2 separate regions of the Homo sapiens genome follow, and region 2 is linked to region 1. Evidence: chromatin loops called from intact Hi-C (ENCODE). Cell type or tissue: OCI-LY7. All regions are shown on one strand. Region 1 holds the start of LOC124904292 (a long non-coding RNA gene). Region 2 has its middle 29 kb from the start of LRIF1.

Evidence for each region. Hi-C counts contacts between places; a loop is a spot of excess contacts. Peaks named below come from ENCODE experiments on the same cell type or tissue, not always from the same donor. Only the 100,000 strongest peaks of a DNase experiment are listed, where the experiment ranks them.
Region 2: a loop joins it to region 1, with 4 times the contacts of the local background. A loop is called at or near these places in 7 of 110 quality-filtered maps.

The regions. Positions count from the first base shown.
Region 1 is chr1:110,523,393-110,525,892 of GRCh38, reverse strand. It overlaps LOC124904292 (a long non-coding RNA gene), which reads right to left and starts at 440. Exons shown (of 2, transcript XR_007066353.1): 1 at 374-440. In OCI-LY7, CTCF peaks have their summits at 1,016 and 1,228 (motif pointing left); a DNase peak (open chromatin) is centred at 1,242.
Region 2 is chr1:110,991,417-110,993,916 of GRCh38, reverse strand. No RefSeq gene overlaps it. Among named protein-coding and RNA genes, the nearest start is that of LRIF1, 29 kb to the right of the region's middle. In OCI-LY7, a CTCF peak has its summit at 1,389 (motif pointing right); a DNase peak (open chromatin) is centred at 1,376.

The sequences.
Region 1 (2,500 bases):
TGAAGGACTGTGAGCCAATCACACAGCTTTCTGGACCTCAGTTGTCTTATTTGCTAAATGGGGGTAATAATCGCCACCTTCCTTAGGGCGCATCGTGAGGCTCACATCCTGTGTGGAACTGTGTGGTCAGCAGGAGTGTAGGTAACCGAGTGACCACCTCACCCCTCACAGCAGGACAGGAGGAAGCAGCTTCACCACAGACAGAGGGGCTTAGAGCACGGGCCGTACAAGTTCTACCCAGCCTCTGATGGCCCAGGCACATCGGTCCCCGAGGCCTTCCCCTTACTGACCATGCCTGTCCCAGCAGGCTCAGCATCAGCATGGACAGCCTCTGAAAGGGCCTGGCTGCCATACTAGTAAGGGTGAAACTCACCCATTTTACCGTTGGCAGGACAGGAAAAGGAGGAATGGCCATCCCCACCCCCATGGTCCCTGACCGGGCCCAACTGATAGCAGCTGCCAGCATTTGCTGAGTGCCTACTGCACGCTGCGTGCTTTCTATGTGACATCACTTTCCCACCACACCCTTTCCAGGGAGGTGCTAGCAAGGCTACTGTAAAGACGAAGAACCCTAAGTGAAGGGAGCATAAGTAACTTGTTCTCTGTCACGCAGACACTAAGTGGCCAAGCCAGGATTGGGAGCTGGCCCTCCTGTCTGCCCCCAGAGCCTGTGCTCCTGACCAGGATGGAGAGCCTGCCTCAGGCTGGATGAGGGGCAGCCCCCACACCCAGCCTGCTGACCTCCCCACTGAATTCAGGTCTCCTGACGGACGCTGCTCTCAGTTTCCAGCTCTACCCTTTCCATGGCCCTAAGGCTGACATCGCCACCTCTGCTTTCCACTCAGAAAGGCTGGAGGAGCTGGGCACTCGAGGGACCAGAGGGGCTACAGTGAGCAGCAGAGCCAGCGAGTCTTGCCTAAGACCCCATCTTACCATTCCCTGGTTGGGGAAACTGAGGTTCTTGGAGAGTGAGGCAACATAATCCCGACCACGTGAGACAGAGAGGTACAGAATCCACACTCTTCCGGCCGGGCCGTGGTTCAGCATGAGCCGAAGAGATGGGGCTTGGCTCTAAGAGGGGCAGAGACCAGAAAGGGTGAGGTTTGAGAGCCACTCACTGGGGAGAATCTGCAAGACCTGAGGCCTGGCCGACCCTAAAGTGAAAGAAAAGCGGCATCAAAGAGGTAAGTAAAGGGTCCTCGGAATGGCCCAGGGATTGCTTCCAGCAGGACAGCAGCGCCCTCTTCTGTCCAGTCACAAGAGGTGTCACGGTTTGCGTTTCACCCCCACCTTCCTTCAGTCCTTCACTCATTTGCTCAAGGACCGGAGAGCCAGGCCCACCTGCCCACCCCCTCATCCTCCTACCTGCTTCCAGCCCTGCGACATCTGAGCTCCCTGTCACCGGGGCCTTGGGGCCCTGAGATGCAGTACACACTGTTGTCTTTGCATGATTACTTATTTCAACCATTCTCTGACTAAGGAACAGCTGCTGCCTCACCTGAATGTGTAGGAGGTGTTGGAGTTGCTAGGCAACCAAAGTTGACCCATGGGGAAAGGCCATGGAATGGGTTCTGGATACTGCCTGCTTGGTATAGCTCTGTGACCTTGAAAAGCCAGGTCCACAGCCCTGACATTAGCCACAGATGTCTGCAGGTCTGTTCTGGGAGAAGCACAGGGCTGAGCCCCTCCCCATGCCCTGCCTGCAGGAAGTGCCTGGTCCAGTCAGAGAAGAGGTTACCTGAACCATAAAGCCTCATCCTCAGTCTGGCTGCCAACATGAAGAGCTACAGGGCTCAGGAGGGGCAGTTGGGATGGCTGAGGTCTGTGTCACGTGGGCAGGGAAAGCTTCCCAAAAAAGATCAGCTCCCATCTATGGGATGCCTACTGCATGCCAGGCAAAGTTCTATACACTATCTCATTCTTTCCCCCAAGAATCCAAAAGAAAGGTATGATTAGACCCAGTTAGAGGGGAAGAAAGCAGAGTTCACAGAGGTGGTGATGTGCCTAAGGTCACATACCTAGTGGGTAAAAAGATGGGATTCAAACCCAAGCCTGTCTGGCTGTTAGGGAAGGGCAATGAGCAGAGGTCAGAAGATGGGAAAGCATAGGGGTCTCCGGGACAGTGAGGGGGCCAGCCTGTTCCCACATGCCAGATGCTGAGGGACCCAAAGATGACAAAGTTCTAGGAGATAAAACATGAATCAAATAAAATGCCGAGAAGGAAATGTAGACAACTTCCAGGGGGTGCTCAGAAGGGCAAGAGTGCCTTCACCTGGAGTCCTTAGAGAAAGCTTCACCTTCAGGTGAGGTTAGAAGTGAAGTATGCAGGTGGCAGGACCTGCCCACATGGTGGCCTGGAGGGAGGAAAGTACAAGTATGTTCAGCAAGGAAAAGAGATCTGTTTCAGCCAGGTGCACTGTCTCAGCACTGTGCCAGGCAAGCACAGAGATTACATGTAGAATCGGACGTTATGGAAGACTCTTGAACGTCATGATCATTT
Region 2 (2,500 bases), 470 kb before region 1:
AAACAGAAAAGGTGAGAGTTGTACACCTTAAATAGATACAATAAAAAGAACCAGAAAAAGCATGAGAGATCATAAAGAACTAAAAGCTGAAACACCTAAAATCACGAGTCTAGGAATTCAAATTATTCTCAGTTTTTTTCCAAAAGATAAAAAAGAAAGGAGCCAATTAGTTACTGAGAGTGTTTAACACAGGCATGAAGCTTTTGTCATCACCCCAGAGATGAGGCTGCTCATCAACATTACTTAAGATCCTGAGATGCATAATTCACTTAAAGATCCTTTTGCTTTCAAGCTTAGATTTTATATATTTTGGAGCCAGAGGTACCCAAAGAGGGTAAAGGGCATCCAAAACACAAGGGCAGGCTTGATAAAGAGACCAATACTTTTGAGGAGGTTATGGAAACCTCAAATAAGGAACCCAAAACTTCTACCACCACTAAGAATTCCAGAGCCCTTTCCTTACTGACTGATTTCAAGGCTTAGAGTCTGGCTCACTCTTCCATGTGGTCATTGCTGCTAAGGATGTCTAGTGGAAAACTATTGAGGAGGCCTGCATGCTCCTCCATGAAATTGGTATGGTTTAATGGGTCTATTATTTCTTCAAATATTCAGAGAAGGAAGACTAAACACATTGCTAATTTTGAAAAAGCCCCTGTTGACATAGACTCCTGAGAGCTGTTCTTGCAGGTGCCCCCATCCAACTGCAGGGTCATGTTGCTTAACCTTGTTCACAGGTCCTATACCATCCTAAGGGCCATGAATGAAATTGGTCTGCTGGCACAATGTGAGGGTTCTGTCCATCCCGACTCACAATTCTGACCTAACAAAGCTTGCCTCCTAGTGCATGGGAACCCCTAGAGTGGACTATTCAGCCCTCCCTTTCTTTTCCAACTCTCAGATTACCCCATTACCTCTGGGTGATCCAGCTCATCCTGTTTATTGGCAATTTAGAGGCCCCTGTGTGCCTCATGAAGAATTACTAGCCAGGCCACACCCAAATTGCAACAACTAAAGAAGATTACGTTAAAAAGTCCTCATCACTTGCCCACAGATCTGGGATCTCTTGAGACCACGCCTCCAAATCCAACTAATTATGCCTCTGGCTAATTCTCAGACCCCTGAAACTGGTAATCACCATGGCCTCTCAAATAGGGATTCAGGCAATCCCTGTGCCTTGTCCCACCACCCGGTGACAATTTCCTCTGTATGACTCTGGTGGTTCATTGGAATTCTACAAGTAGATAACATTTTCTAGCTTTATTAGATACAGCAGCCCACGTTACTGTCATTCTGGGCAAACCATCCAAGTTTAAAGGAGCTACCTCTTTTATACTAGAGGGTATTGCCAGTAAAATCATTTCATGACAAACAGATGCCACTAGATGTCACTATTAGAAAAATCTTTATCAAACAGCTGTTCTTACATAGACGACACAAACAAATGAAAACACATCCCATGCTCATGGATGGATAAAATCAATATTGTGAAAATGACCATACTGCCAAAAGCAATTTACAAATTCAATGCAATCCCCATCAAAATACCACCATCATTCTTCACAGAGTTAGAAAAAACAATTCTAAAATTCATATGGAACCAAAAAGGAGCCTGCATAGCCAAAGCAAGACTAAGCAAAATGAAAACTCTGGGAACATCACACTACCTGATTTCAAACTATATTATAAGGCCATAGTTACCAAAACAGCATGGTACTGGTATAAAAATATGCACATAGACCAATGGAACAGAATAGAGAACCCAGAAATAAACCCGAATATTTACAACCAACTGATCTTCAACAAAGCCACATGTAGGAGAATGAAACTGGATCCTCGTCTCTCACCTTATACAAAAATCAACTCAAGATGGATTAAGGACTTAAACCTAAGACCTGAAACTATAAAAATTCTAGACAATAACACTGGAAAAACCCTTCTCGACATTGGCTTAGGCAAGGATTTCATGACCAAGAAGCCAAAGCAAATGCAATAAAAACAAAGATAAATAGCTAGGACCTAATTAAACTAAAGAGTGTTTGCACGGCAAAAGGAACAGTCAGCAGAGTAAATAGACAACCCACAGAGTGGGAGAAAAATCTTCACAATCTATACATCTGACCAAGGACTAATATCCAGAATCTACAACGAACTCAAACAAATCAGTAAGAAAGAAACAAACAATCCCATCAAAAAGTTGGCTAAGGACATGAATAGAGAGTTCTCAAAAGAAGATATACAAATGGCCAACAAACATTTGAAAAAATGCTCAACATCACTAATGATCAGGGAAATGCAAATCAAAACCACAGTGTGATACCACCTTATTCCTGCAAGAATGACCATAATCAAAATATCAAAAAAGCAGTAGATGTTGGTGTGGACGCAGTGATCAGGGAACACCTGTACCCTGCTGGTGGGAATGTAAACTGGTATAGCCACTATGGGAAACAATGTGGAGAATCTCACAAATCACCACTAAAAAACTTACTCATGTAACCAA